2 separate regions of the Homo sapiens genome follow, and region 1 is linked to region 2. The links are chromatin contacts, found by Hi-C or POLR2A ChIA-PET in ENCODE. All regions are on one chromosome and are shown on one strand. Each heading gives the region's core, a stretch centred on a gene start or an enhancer-like site at or near the end of the contact. The rest is flanking DNA. Distances are from core to core; before and after follow the strand shown. Region 1 holds the start of OXLD1 (oxidoreductase like domain containing 1). Region 2 holds the start of FAAP100 (FA core complex associated protein 100).

What was found. A loop is a pair of places that touch in the nucleus more often than their neighbours do. ChIA-PET counts read pairs that join two places held with the same protein, here RNA polymerase II (POLR2A). Pooled maps may share reads with other maps.
Region 1: a loop to region 2 is called in a map of B cell, with 16 times the contacts of the local background. The contact joins the promoter of OXLD1 here to the promoter of FAAP100 in region 2. A Hi-C loop is called at or near these places in 3 of 168 maps with a recorded cell type or tissue (B cell, CD8-positive, alpha-beta T cell and naive thymus-derived CD4-positive, alpha-beta T cell), 5 of 37 single-sample maps with no recorded cell type and 15 of 50 pooled maps. POLR2A ChIA-PET finds 5 or more read pairs at or near these places in 12 of 52 experiments (Caco-2, GM10248, GM12878 and 9 more).

Annotation. Positions count from the first base shown.
Region 1 is chr17:81,664,323-81,671,332 of GRCh38, reverse strand. OXLD1 (oxidoreductase like domain containing 1) reads left to right here and starts at 4,728. Exons shown (of 2, transcript NM_001039842.3): 1 at 4,728-4,815; 2 at 5,749-6,297. The coding sequence starts at 4,756. The coding sequence ends at 6,132. CCDC137 (coiled-coil domain containing 137) reads right to left here and starts at 4,596. Exons shown (of 6, transcript NM_199287.3): 1 at 4,433-4,596; 2 at 3,471-3,604; 3 at 880-1,108. The coding sequence starts at 4,566. RefSeq lists silencers at 4,363-4,512, 4,713-5,032 and enhancers at 3,689-4,610, 4,611-5,532, 5,693-5,802.
Region 2 is chr17:81,551,028-81,558,097 of GRCh38, reverse strand. It overlaps FAAP100 (FA core complex associated protein 100), which reads left to right and starts at 5,745. Exons shown (of 9, transcript NM_025161.6): 1 at 5,745-5,932; 2 at 6,046-6,170; 3 at 6,895-7,070. The coding sequence starts at 5,768. It overlaps LOC124904085 (a long non-coding RNA gene), which reads right to left and starts at 5,739. Exons shown (of 2, transcript XR_007065947.1): 1 at 5,592-5,739; 2 at 779-5,056. It overlaps NPLOC4 (NPL4 homolog, ubiquitin recognition factor), which reads left to right. Exons shown (of 17, transcript NM_017921.4): 17 at 1-1,211. RefSeq lists enhancers at 4,114-4,689, 5,219-5,338 and silencers at 4,739-4,808, 4,819-4,898, 5,479-5,638, 5,779-6,018, 6,079-6,178.

The DNA of each region.
Region 1 (7,010 bases), core at 3,479-5,978, 110 kb before region 2:
AATGTGAATCTGGAAGCTTCACCTTCAGCGACAGCTCTGGAGATCACCGTGGCGCCAGGCTGTATCTGGGCCACGTTCTCTGTGATGAACTTTCACTGGCTAAGGTAACTATAAGTAATACAACAATCCAGAAACAGGGAATCTACAGAGCTGAAAGCAACCTCTCAAACCTTCAAAGCTTTTTTTTTTTTTTCTTTTTTTTGAGATGGAGTCTCGCTCTGTCACCAGGCTGGAGTGCAGCGGCACGATCTCAGCTCACTGCAACCTCTGCCTCCCGGATTCAAGCGATTCCACTGCCTCAGGCTCCCAAGTATCTGGAATTACAGGCATGCACCACCACGCCCGGCTAATTTTTTTTTTTGTATTTTATTAGAGACAAGGTTTCACCGTGTTGGCTAGGATGGTCTCGATCTCCTGACCTCGTGATCCACCTGCCTCAGCCTCCCAAAGTGCTGGGATTACAGGCGTGAGCCACTGTACTCGGCCAAAGCTTTTAGAGAATTAGGAAGGTGTAGTCTCTTGGACGAGAGACATTCTGTTCTAATGGAAACAGAACCCCTGGGCACGTCACCCTCAGACCGACCCCCTCAGGGCTGATTCCCACAGGGCTAGGGCTTTCTGGTGCTTTTCCTGTGAAAGCAAGGACCAAGCGAGGTCTCCGCAGAGTTCCCAGGTTCCGCAGCCTCCTGGAGGCCACACCCTCACTGGCTCCCAGCTGGATGCTCCGACTCGCCAACTCCCAGGGCTCTGGCTTGGTCTCCCTGAATCCAGGCTGCCCCATGGCTATGAAACAGGGTACCTGCAGAGGGCCGTCATGGGAACCCAATGTCTTCCCTCCGGCTCCCAGGGCAGACCCCTCCCCCTCCCGCCTCCACTCACGCTTTTTTTGCTTTTTTCTGCTCAGACTTCTCCTTGGGAGCTGCCTGCACCTCTGGCTGCCGGATGGCCTGGTTCTTGCTGAGGAACAGCACATGCTGGGCCTCTTGCTGCATGCGGTGGATATAGGCCCCGTCAGACTCCCCCTTCCTCTGTTTGAACTTGGGGACTGCGATGTCGGGCTCCTCTCCCTTTGCTTCCTTCTCCAATGTCTTTCTGAAGGTCACCTGGGCTGAGGACAAAGGGAGGCCTCAGAGGAGGCAGGAGGCAGACAGTGGCAGGCAGGTGACCCATGCTCATTTCCCCTCCCAAAGCCACAGGAAGGGAAGACCAGGCTGGCTGGAAGCACCCCAACGACAGCAGCTGAAGAGGATGTAGAATGCCCGGCCCGGCATCCCCGGGGACGTGACCCCCCAGCCCAATGGCACCTGTCACAGATGTCCACTGCAGCACAGCTGAAAAAGGAAAGCAGAAACAACCTAATGTCCACCCCTAGGTGGCTGGTTGAATGAATTCTCCTCTGATCACCCACAGACTCCATTGCACAGCTGCCGAAAGAAGCCCAGTGGAGCTACACAGAGAAACGTGGGCAGACCTGCCGGGCGCGGTGGCTCATGCCTGTAATCCCAGCACTTTGGGAGGCCAAGATGGGCAGATCACAAGGTCAGGAGATTCAGACCATCCTGGCTAACACGGTGAAACCCTGTCTCTACTAAAAACACAGAAAAAATTAACTGGGCATGGTGGTGGGCGCCTGTAGTCCCAACTACTCGGGAGGCTGAGGCAGGAGAATGGCGTGAACCCGGGAGGCGGAGCTTGCAGTGAGCCGAGATTGCGCCACTGCACTCCAGCCTGGGCGACTGAGCGAGACTCCATCTCAAAAAAGAAACGTGGGCAGACCTATGACATCCACTGAGAACGCAAGCGCAGGACCCCGGGCGAGTGTAGAACACAGGAGGCGGACAGTGCCAGGCAGGTGGTTGTGTTCATAAATATGTGAAGACATGCATATTGCCAGGCATGGTGGTTCACACCTGTAATCCCAGCACTTTGGGAGGCTGAGGTGGGCGGATCACCTGAGGCCAGAGTTCGAAACCAGACTGGCCAACATGGCAAAACCCAGCCTTTACTAAAAATACAAAAACGAGCCGGGCATGGTGGCACAGGCCTGTAATCCCAGCTACTGGGGGGGCTGAGGCACAAGACTTGCTTGAACCTGGAAGGTGGAGGTTGCAGTGAGCCGATATTCTGTCTCCAAAAAAAAAAAGGCCAGGCACAGTGGCTCACACCTGTAATCCCAGCACTTTGGGAGGCTGAGGTGGGGAAATCACTTGAGGTCAGGAGTTCAAAACCAGCCTGGCCAACATGGTGAAACCTCGTCTCTACTAACAATACAAAAATTAGCTGGGCTTGGTGGCGTGTGCCTGTAATCTCAGCTACTCGGGAGGCTGAGGCAGGAGAATTGCTTGCACTGGAACTGGGACAGGGGAGGCAGAGGTAGCAGTGAGCTGAGATTGTGCCACTGCACTCTAGCCTGGGCTAGAGGGAGACTGTCTCAAAAAAAAAAAAAAAAACCACACACAAAAAATTAGCTGGGTATGGTGGTGCGTTACCTGTAATCCCAGCTACTCAGGCGGCTGAGGCAGGAGAACTGCTTAAACCCAGGAGGTGGAGGTTGCAGTGAGCCCAGATCACGCCACTGCACTCCAGCCTGGGCGAGGAAGCAAGACTCCATCTCAATAAATAAATAAATAAACAAACAAACAAAGGTGCCAATTCAATGCAGCACGGTTCAGAACGTGCCATGTGCTACCCAGGCCAGTGCGCCTCCTCCCTGCACCTTCCTCACCTCTATCTCACTATCCCTTTGGCAGCCATATAACCCCCAACAAGAAGCCTACAGTTTATACACAAATTATAAAACAGCTTTGCTGTAAAACCAGTGCCACGTTTGGGAAGAGAAATGTGTCTATAAGCAAAATATACACACAGTGGACTCCGTTTCCCAACATGCCCAGAGTGTTACCTCTGGGTTGCAGCGGTGGACATGTGGACACCCTACCCAGACTTGGGGGAGGAAGGCAAGACTTCTCAGAGGGGCCTGATGGAATTTCCTCCTTCAGCTCCTGACTCCACCCACTTCTCTCTACCATTGCTTCAGCACTCTTGTCCCAAGAATCATGGCTTCTCCCTGGCAGTAGCCCCGCCAGTTGCCAGGTCCACTCTCCCTCACTCCATCATCGCTCGGTGACCCTTTTTTTGCTTAGAGTAAACATGAATTGGCCGTGCCCTGCTAAAAACTCTGATGAATCTTCGCTACTTTTGGGGAGAAAAAAACGCCGCTCCTTAGCATGGATCCTGAGGCCCCATAACGGGTCCTCCCCGCCCACCCCACAGCCTCCTTCCAAGCCTCGTCTGGAACCACAGCGCCACCAGCTGCCAGCCACTGCTTTAGCTTTGGCCACGCTCCCCCACCTTCTGAGCACCGGGTCTTGGCATATTTCCTCTGCCTGAAACGTTCTGAAGTATTTGGGCGATTGGGCGGGTTGAGACACACAAAGCTTCACTGCCGCCCAGTATGGGCCTGCACACACCTGCTTTCTTCCTCTTCTTGTTACTGATCGGGTTTTTCATCTCTTGGCGGCTCCTCATAATCTCCCGGAGCCGGAAAGGAATCTCCTGTTCGTCCTGGTTCTTGGGCTTGCAGTTCACTTTCTTCTTCTCTTTGCTGGGAGAAAGAACACGGGGGTGAGACCCGTCCCAAGTAAAGCACAAGCAGAATCAGTAAGAGAAACAATAGTTGGGTCTGGCAATAGAATCTACACGGGCTGGCCGGGCTTGGTGGCTCACGCCTGTAATCCCTGCACTTTGGGAGGCCGAGATGGGCGGATCACGAGGTCAGGAGATCGAGACCATCCTGACTAACACAGTGAAACCCCGTCTCTACTAAAAATACAAAAAATTTGCCGGGCGTGGTGGCGGGCGCCTGTAGTCCCAGCTACTCGGGAGGCTGAGGCAGGAGAATGGCGTGAACCCGGGAGGCGGAGCTTGCAGTGAGCCGAGATCGCGCCACTGCACTCCACACTCCAGCCTGGGCGACAGAGTGAGACTCCGTCTCAAAAAAAAAAAAAAAAAAAGAATCTATCTATACAGGGGCCACATCTGGCTTCTGTGGTGCGAGCCGGTCCAGCAGTCCAGGGAGCAGGGATCTTTCCTCTCGGTCTCACTCAGTGGCTGTCCCTGAACCCCTTCCTCACGGGACGCGAGGCCGAAAGGCACTCCGAAAGCCCAGGAGGCCTTTCCGCCCTGACCTCGTCCAGAACCACAAAGACGGGACACTGGGACGCGGGAAAGGCAAAACCAAGGACTCGCTCGCGCCTCCATTCATTCAACCGATCCTGGCGGAGCGTGGGCCGCGGGCACAGACAGAGGAGGGCACTGAGCCCGACCTGGGGAAGGGGTCCGAGCGAACGCTCCCTAGGGGGTCCCGGGCGGAGCCTTCAAGGCGTCCCCTTCTCTGGGGAAGTGTGGCGGCCTCGCGGGGCAGCGCAGTCACCTGCGAAGCCCGGGCCACGGGGCTGGGCGCTGCTTCCCCAGCGGCTGCACTTGCTGCCGCCCCCGCGCTCGCCGGGGACTCCCAGGACCCGCCTGCACCCTGGACACCGCTGCTCCGCGACCAGCTCCCGCCATCTCCACGCCGGGAGGCTCCCTAGCGAAGCCACTTCCGCCTTCCTGCATGGTTCCGCCCCACCGATCGGCACTTCCGCTTCCTGCGCTCAGCCTCACGCTGGCTGGAGCGGCGCGACTTCCTGAAGGTCCGGGATTGGCCGGAGCGCCCGCCGCTCACGGTCAGGGGTTGCCGGATCCCGTCCGCGGGCGATGCTGCTGCGGAGGGTGGTCGAGGGAGGCCGGGCGGTAGCCGCCGCGGTCCGTGGCTCGGCAAGTACCAGGACGGGTCTTGGCAGCGCCGAAGGGCACGTCCGAGAGGCCGCTGTCCGGGGGCCCGCACGTACCGGGAGGAGCCCCGGCCCCTCCACCCGCATGTGGGGACGGAGCCGGGAGGATCGCGCGCTGGCCGCCGCCGAAGGACCCCTCGCTCCTCTCCTCCATCGGCTCTTACCGAGTCCCCGCCCCGGAATCTGTGGAGGGGCCGCTTAGCCTTGGGAGAGGAAGCAGCCCGGTGAACGGCCACTTTCCTGTTTCTCAGTATCTGCCGAGCGCCTGTGTGCGAGCCCTCCTGGGCTCTGGGGACTGGCCGTGGACATGGAGCGGATGATGCCCCTCGCAGGACTAGTTAAATAAGTGAAGTTGGTAGCGTGTCAGTCCGTGATCCTGGGTAGATAGAGCAGGGCAGCGACGGAAGACTGCCTATAGGACATTCACGCTGGGATGAGAGGGGCCTGAGAGGCCTGGGCTTTGTGACAGGGAAACTTGGATAAAGGGTGGTGCGATTCTTCCGGTTGGTCCCTCAGAGGTGGTGGGGCTTGGTTATACTGGTAGAGGTGCTGGGCTGGCCAGGAGCTTACAGGGTTACACCTCTCGCATACTGGTGTCCACAGAGCAGCCATCTTAGCTGGAGGTGTCGAGTGCCTCCCCCACCCCCCACCATGTGCTTGAGTGCACACCCGGCGCCAGGCCCTGATCCTGGCACTTCTTGTGAATCACACCGTGTCATACCCATGACTTCCATTGCACAGTGGGGAAACTGAGTCTAGAGAGGTGAAATAACATGTCTAAAGTCACAGGAAGTGAAAAAGCTGAGGACATGGAGCCAGTTGCCCAATGACAGGAGAGCTGAAATGTCCTCACTGCTGGGGGTAGACCGGGCCTCACCAGCTTCCTGGAGAGTCACATGTTTGTCTGCATCCTCAGGGGGCTCGCCGGTTCTCCAGCCCGGACTGCTGCCAGAGGCTTCCTGGAGGTGGCAGCTTTCTTCAAAGGCACCATCCCGGAGCGCAAGCCCCTGATGGGCGCAGAAAATTCGGGACAGACCACGTAGAGGTGGGCTCCCAAGCAGGTGCGGACGGCACCAGGCCGCCCAAGGCATCGCTGCCACCTGAGCTCCAGCCGCCCACAAACTGCTGCATGAGTGGCTGCCCCAACTGCGTGTGGGTGGAGTACGCGGACAGGCTGCTGCAGCACTTCCAGGACGGTGGGGAGCGGGCCCTGGCTGCCCTGGAGGAGCACGTGGCTGATGAGAACCTCAAGGCCTTCCTCAGGATGGAGATCCGGCTGCACACCAGGTGCGGAGGCTGAGCCATCCCTGCTGGACTCCCTACCGCAGGACGGAGTCCAGGACGCAGCCGCAGCCTCCTTCCTTCACACCCCCTCACAGACTCCTTGTGTCCAACGGGAATAGGAAGAATTAGTTACTGACTTCACCTGAGAAAAAAATAAATTCTCTATGGTGGTTTCACAGGAGGTTTTTGTTTTGGGGGTGGTTTTTTTGGCAGTATGTCTGCCAACCAGAATGGCTGCTGATTTGGCCTCAACAGGAGGCTTTTGTGTGGTTGTCCGTAAGGCTTGTGTTGCATCTTCAAAGCGAGCAGGTCCAGGTCGGCATTATGCACCTCCGGAGCTCTTGCAGCCATCACCCTGCCATGAGGGTAAAATAAGACCCCCAGCCGAGTGTGGTGAAAATAAGACCCCCAGCCGGGTGTGGTGGCTCACACCTGTAATCCCAGCACTTTGGGAGGCTGAGGCGGGCAGATCATGAGGTCAGGAGATGGAGACCAGCCTGACCAACATGGTGAAATCCCATCTTTACTAAAAATACAAAAATTAGCCAGGTGTGGTGGCAGGCGCCTGTAATCCCAGCTACTCAGGAAGCTGAGGAACCCAGGAGGCAGAGGTTGCAGTGAGCTGAGGTCATGCCACTGCACTCCAGCCTAGGTGACGAGAGTGAAACTCTGACTCAATAAATAGGACCCCTTTTCGTTGAACAGTCAAATGACAGTGACCCCAGTGCCCCTTCCAGGCCAGGTCCCACCTTCCCCCAAGTCCTGGCAAAGGCCTGCTCTGGTTGCTCTCAGCGTGCAGCAGAGGGAAGGCCATCTGATCTCATTGAGTCACTGTGGCAAAGCCTTTGGCAGGCACAGAAGCCCACAGGCAGCCTGGAAGTGCCCATCTGTCCA
Region 2 (7,070 bases), core at 4,496-6,995:
GGGGCATGGCTCTTACCCGGGGAGTGGTGGGCATCTCGATGCTTCTTTGCCTTAATGATGGCCACATCTGGGCTGCTCTGCACCCACGGGAGAGGCTGGCCCAGCTGCAGACTGCTTAGGGACTTCTGTGTCCATCCTGGGGGGTAAGCCCACGTGACCCACATTCTTGGCACTATGAACAGAGAACATTTGCCTGTTGGCTTCTGAAGTGGTCAGGGCCATGGCTGACACCTCCAGGTCCGCCTGGCATGGGACACCAAGTGGAAGGCCCAAGCAGCTCATCTGCTCTTGGGACCAGGGGCCAGTTGGGTTGGGTCTGGTCACGGCAGAGCTATTGTGGAGGGTCAGGAAGGGTGGAGAGGAGCTGGGTTGAAGCGGACTGCTGCGGATGCAACTCCCAGCTTGCCCACCGCGGGCTGTCTGCTCTCCCTCCTAGCAGCTGTCACACTGAAGTTTTGTCCTCTGCTGTCTCCTCTGGTCCTGAGATGAGCTGTGAGCCTAGGTGGCCAAGGCTTCCTGCATTGCTTCCCTGTGAGTCCAAGGCCTTCCCCCACCACTGGGCAGAGGCTGGACAGCACGGACTTCTAGAGAGAGCCGCGTTGCCAGTTCCTCTCCCACTCGCTCGTCCTTATCCACCACGCTATTATAGTTTCCGTTGTCCTCCACCAGCATTTCCCTTACTCTGAAGTTCCGGCATTCACATCATTCATGTTTTCTTTTGTCTTTTAGCTAAAGGAAAAGCATTGGCGATTTGTCTGATTCTGGTTTTGAGTTACTCTTTGTTCAGTAATGCACTTTATTTTATTGTCCAAAGAGAGTCAGAGCTAAGCATACAGGCTTGGGGGTGAGCCCTGCTGTGAGAGTTCAGGCCCTGGGAGGCTCAGCCACCTCCTCTTGTGGGAAGGAGGTCTCAGCCCCACCTCGCATCTTCACCTGCCCTTGGTGTGGACACACCCTCTCATGCTACCAGCACCATAATCCAGTGGGGGTGACTGGGTGCACACCTGCCCAGGTGAACACAGCGGCTGCCAGTCTCCTGGTCCCGAGAGGAGGTGGGGCCTGGCCCTGGCTCCCTCCAACCAGCTGCTCCTGGGACACAGGTGCTCCTGCTTCGGCTCTGTTTCGGCTCACAGGTGTGCATCACTGGGCTTGGATTTGCATTACATTGACCCCAGCCCTGCAGTGGAACCTAATAAAAGCGCCTGAAGCAACTGCCTGGTCCTGGTGTGTCCTTCCTGCGCACTCAACTGTTGTCTGGCATCTGCTCAGTGTGGGGGGATTTGATAACTTGTCTCCAAGATATCACTGTTTTACGTGTATGTGCATGGTCCATTTAAAGGTGGGGATCCCACTTCCCCAGCCGATCCCTCCCAACCTTGGCTCCTCGATAAGTTTCTTAAAGTGCTAACATCTGGGGGAGGAGGAGAGTGCGTCAGTGTTTGACGGCCCCGCCGCCCTTGGGTGCCTCTTCTGCCTCTGCCGCACCTGTCAGCCCTGCGACTGCCCCACAGTCACTGCTTTGTGGACAGGTACATGTGGTCAAACAGCAGGTGAAGGACAAAGCCCAGGAAGGCCAGACTGCACAGGTGCAGCAAGGAGTGAGGCCTGGGGGTGACACACTGCCTGTGTTCCTGCTTGAGCTGTCTTTCCCTGTGACAACAGAAAGCGTCTAGAACAAGTGCTCTCTGAGCCTCAGATAGGAGCCTGGCAGTCACTGTTCAGCACCACTTTGTCCTTTGGTCAGTGACTCATAGCTGACTTGAGCAGTTACTAAAAAAAACTCCAACTAATTTCTGAAGGAGGGCCCTGGGGTGAAGCAGGCCACAGGACAGTGACCAAGGTGTCCTGGCTTCTGGACTCCAGGAGCGAGAGGGTGAGTCCCCCAGCACCCGGACTCCAATCCTGCACCTTCAACACAGTGCAGTTCACTCGATTTACCCACAGCTCCTGGGATCGCTTGAGCCCAGGAGGTTGAGGCTGCAGCCAGCTGTGATCGCAAGTCCAGCCTGGGCCACGGGGTGAGACCCTGTCTGAAAAAAAATTTAAAAAGCTGAGGTGAGGAGGCTCGGGGAGGTTGTATCAGAGAAAGCAGCAGCCTGGGCCATGCAGTGAGCCAGTACCTGATCATGGCCGTCTTATGTGAGAGCCAGTGAAGATCCTTGGCATCCTCTTTGGTTCGATGTAAAGATAAAAGCCGGGCGCAGTGGCTCACACCTGTAATCCCAGCACTCTGGGAGGCCGAGGCAGGTGGATCACCTGAGGTCAGAAGTTCTGGCCAACCCGGTGAAACCCTGTCTCTACTAAAAATACAAAAACTAGATGGGCCTGGTGGTGCACACTTGTAATCTCAGCTACTTGGGAGGCCCAGGCTGGAGGATCACTTGAACCCCGGGGGCAGAGGTTGCAGTGAGCTGAGACTGTGCCACTGCACACTCCAGCCTGGGCAACAGAGCAAGACTGTCTCAAACAAAAAAAACAAAAAAACTGGGTGTGGCAGCTCACACCTACAATCCCACCACTTTGGGGAGGCCAAGGCTGGTGGATCACTTGAGGTCAGGAATTCAAGACTAGCCTGGTCAACATGGTGAAACCCAATCTCCACTAAAAAATAGAAAAAATTAGCCAGTGTAGTGATGTGTGTGCGCCTGTAATCCCAGCTACTTGGGAGGCCAAGGTAGGAGAACTGCTTGAACCTAGGAGGCAGAGGTTGCAGTGAGCCGAGTTTATGCCACTGCACTCCAACCTGAACAGTGTAAGACTCTGTCTCAAAAAATAGGCCAGGCGTGGTGGCTCATGCCTGTAATCCCAGCACTTTGGAAGGCCGAGGCAGGCGGATCAAGAGGGCAGGAGATGGAGACCATCCTGGCTAACACAATGAAACCCCGTCTCTACTAAAAATACAAAAAAATTAACCGTGCATGGTGGCAGGTGCCTGTAATACCAGCTACTCGGGAGGCTGAGGCAGGAGAATGGCGTGAACCTGGGAGGCAGAGCTTGCAGTGAGCCGAGATGGCACCACTGCACTCCATCCAGCCTGGGCGACAGAGTGAGACTCCATCTCAAAAAAAAAAAAAGACTGTCTCAAAAAATTAAAAAAAAATTTTTTTTAATCTGTCATCCAGGCTGGAGTGCAGTGGCGTGATCTCGGCTCACTGCAAGCTCGCCTCCCGGGTTCACACCATCCTCCTGCCTCAGCCTCCCGAGTAGCTGGGACTACAGGCGCCGCCACTATGCCCAGCTAATTTTTTTGTATTTTTAGTAGAGACGGGGTTTCACTGTGTTAGCTAGGATGGTCTCGATCTCCTGACCTTGTGATCCTGCCCGCCTCGGCCTCCCAAAGTGCTGGGATTACAGGCATGAGCCACCGTGCCTGGCCAAAATTAAAAAATTTAAAACAGTTCTGGATGCCACTCCCCCATTAAATCAAGCAAATTGTACTGCTTAGAAATAGAACTCAGGCCCGGGGTTCGAGACCAACGTGGCCAACATGGCGAAACCCTGTCTCTATTAAAAAAGACAAAAAATTAGCCTGGCGTGGTAGTGTGCACCTATAGTCCAGCTTTTCGGGAGGCTGAGGCAGGAGGTTGGCTTGAGCCTGGGGTGTTGAGGCTGCAGTGAGCCGAGACTGTGCCACTACACTCTAGCCTGGGAGACACAGTGAGAACCTGTGTGTGTCAAAAAAAAAAAAAGGGAGAAGTCGGGTTCCTGGGTCCCTGCCTCACCTTCCTGCTGTGTTCTCCTTATTGGGCTGTGCTGCTCTGAGGAGAGGTCCCTCAAGGCCCAGCCCTCCTCGCCCTCAACACAGCCTGAAGCTTCATGGTTTTTCTCCCCTCAGTCTGACCTAAATTGACTCCTTCATATACTTCGTGCTTAGGGAGATGATAACACCTCCAAGTTGGGCATAGAAACGCAGTGTCCAGCGGTCTGCGCTGCTGTCTCGAAGGCTTCCGCTAGGAGTGTGTGCATCTTCCACACCCACGGACAGAGAGGCTGCCTCAGCCCTCATCACTCTTCGCCAAGTACAGGTGGGGCACGGCACAGCCCAGCAGCTGATGGAGAGCCGGCCTTCAGCCCTTCGCTTGTGTCTAACTCACCCCCTTTCCCCTGGGATCCATGCTTAAGGTCCCCCACATGACTACTGATCATAAATCTTGTTGCAGATAGGAGCTGGGCTTGGCGTGGGGCCAAAAGCCTGCCAGCCCCCGGAGCAGAGTGGGGTGGGCAGCGGAGTAAACCGCGGGGTGAGGCTGCTGGTTTGGCGGGCCTTCTCCCACGTCCGTTTCCTCCTCCACGTGATCGTGATCATTTCCTCTAGGACAGTCTTGGCATGTTACCATCCGTATGGAAGAGATGGCCTGGGAGGACTGGATGGGGTTGGTGTGTGTGAGCGAGTGACTCACAAGGCTTCAGAGGGTTAAAACTAGCAGTCAGAAGACCTGCGGATTCCTGTGGGGAAATTCGGTCAGAAGACCAGCGGAGGATCCCTGTGGGGAAATTCACAACGATGCGGCATCTGACTTCCTGACTCTGAAGGCCAAATGAGATGCACCTGGCCCTCCTCTCCCCACTCCCCAGCATCAAAGACAGCATTTCCAGCCCAAACACCTTCAGAGCAGCCCTGGCGAGAAGAGAGGAGCAAGGAACTGACTCCAGGTGCCGCACTTGAGTCTGTCTAACCCAACATTCAGAATCAGACATCCCCGTTGCCTTGGGGTCAGTCCCCACCCCAACCTCAAAGGGGGGCGGTCAGGATGTCTGCAAGTGGTGCTTTGTGCTCCAGCAGGTGCACCCGGACTCCACGATGTCTGCCTAACTTCCAAGCCCAGTTTTGCAGCCCTGCCCCTAGATTCTCCCTCGAGGGTGTCTGGCCTTAGCGCTCTTCAGATTGGCTTCTTAAACGGAGGGAGGCGGGCCGGGGGCGGGGTTCCTTGGTCATTTACTTGTGAATGGTGTGCCTGGTTTCCGCTCTCTTCCGGGCATGGAGCAGGTGTCCGTACTGCAGGCCCCTCCACGGGCGTTCTCTGGTCAGTACTTCTCTCCTGGAGGAAGTGGAGAGCTGCCAGGAGGGAGAGGGTGGAGGTATCTTGCCCTGGCTCACAGTCATTTTCTTGTCCTCTGCCCCCAACCCAGAAACCCCATTGGTGTACTCCCTGTCCCCACGTGTTCAGCCACGGAGGGAGGGACGCACTTCCACCTAAGCTGGCTCACTCCGCTGGGCCCTGAACGCGGGGGCGGCCGGGGCGGCTCGCAGAGCACAGGGCAGAGACCCATCCCTAGGACGACAAGAGCCGGCGCTGCCCCACCCCGACCCCGGCTGGAGTGCGCTCCGGCAGGACCCAGCTGCTCTCCGAGAGCCCAGAGAATCGAGGCGTTTACGCAAAAGCCCGAGTAGCTGAGCGCTTGCTCCGGGGAGACGCCCCGCCCAAGAGCAACCTCTGCTCGGCCAGGACCCGCTTCCCCACCCTGGGGAACCCGTGCAGCAGCCGGGGCCATGAAGCCGCCGAGGGCTCCCACCAGCCCGGCCGGGTCAACCTCGACCTGCGGCACGGTGCCGCGGCCCCTAGGAAGGCTCCCCTGCTCCCCGTGGGTACCAGCGACCGCCCCAGCTCCCGGAGTCCCTGCAGCGCGTCCTTTCCGGCCCGCCCCCGGCACCGCCGACCGCTTTACGGCGGAGGTCGCGCCGCACAGCGGGCTGCCGTAAAGCGCTCCGAGGCGGAGCCGCCGCCGCGCGGCCGGGGCTTCTCACTCTGACGGGCCCGCGCGCACGATGGCCGGCGCCGCGCCGCGGGTCCGCTACCTGGCGGGCTTCTGCTGCCCTCTCGGGGGCCTGGCGGCGGGCAAGCCCCGCGTGCTGTGCCATGAGGCAGAGGTCTTCCTGTCCACCGGGAGCGAGCTCGTCTACGTGTACGACCAGGAGGGCGGGCTGCTGACCGTGAGCGCCGGCCCGCGGGGGCGGGAGGGACCGGGCGGGGGCGGCGGTTCGCGTGAAAATGAAGACCGCGGGCCCGCGCGTCGCGTCGGCCTGACCCGCGCCCCGGTCCGCAGGCGGCGTTCCGGTTCCCCGACCAGGTGTGGCACCTGGAGCTGCTGGCGCCGCGCAGGTTGCTGTACGCGCTGTGCGCCCGGAGGGGCCTCTACTGCCTGTCGCTGGACCACCCGGGCAGGAGCAGGTGAGGGCGGGCCCGCGGCCTCCCTCCCGCACACTCCTGCTGCCCCCGGACTGCTTCAGAGCGAGCAGCCCCACCTCATCGCGCTTGGGGACCCGGGCTGCCGCCAGCTCTGAAGCCTCGGCCGCCATCCCTGCCCGATTATCTGGAGCCCCTGCCCCCAGCACTCTTTCTGCAAGTGTCTTGCTCACAGTCCTTAGTAAGTGGGGTTCACATGGTTAAGCCCACGGCGGGGCGCGGGATCCTGTCCTTTGGGCCCTGGTGGCCCGGTGCTGTCTGGTGAGACACGCCCCCGAGGTTGGGTCTTTATTGGAGGGAGGAGACAGCAAAGGCACCGTGACCCCGAGTCAGTGATCAGTGGACACCATCTGGGTTGGAAGGAAGCGAGCTCCGGGCAGCCAGGCCTGTCTTCAGTGCAGAGCCAGCAGCTGCTGACCGCGGCCCAGGCTGTAGAGGGGGCAGCCTGTGCACTTTGCAGCCTGGGCCTCAGCCTGACGGTTCTATGCTGACAGGTGTCGGTTCACGCTGGTTTTGGATGCCTGGTACTTCTTGTCAAGAGTATCCTTCGTGGGGAAGGTGGGAGGCCATGTGGCAGATGGACTGCTGAGCGGCCTTGGGGGTCACTGCGGGAACCCCTGAGCCAGACTACTCCATGCCAGGTTATTGTGAAGAGAACGTGGGAATCCCACCCTGCCCAGGCCTGACCAGTGCGTCCCTGTTCTCAAAGGTCTACGAGCCAGGATGACAGGGACAGCGAGGACGGTGACCAGCCTTCCCCCGTGATCCCTGTGGACCCCGATGCCTGCATCCTTCCCGATGCTGCGCTGTGCGCGTTCACCTTGCTGGACAGTGTGCTGGTCACCCTGGTGCAGGGCCCTGCCCGATGGAAGATGCAGCTGTTTG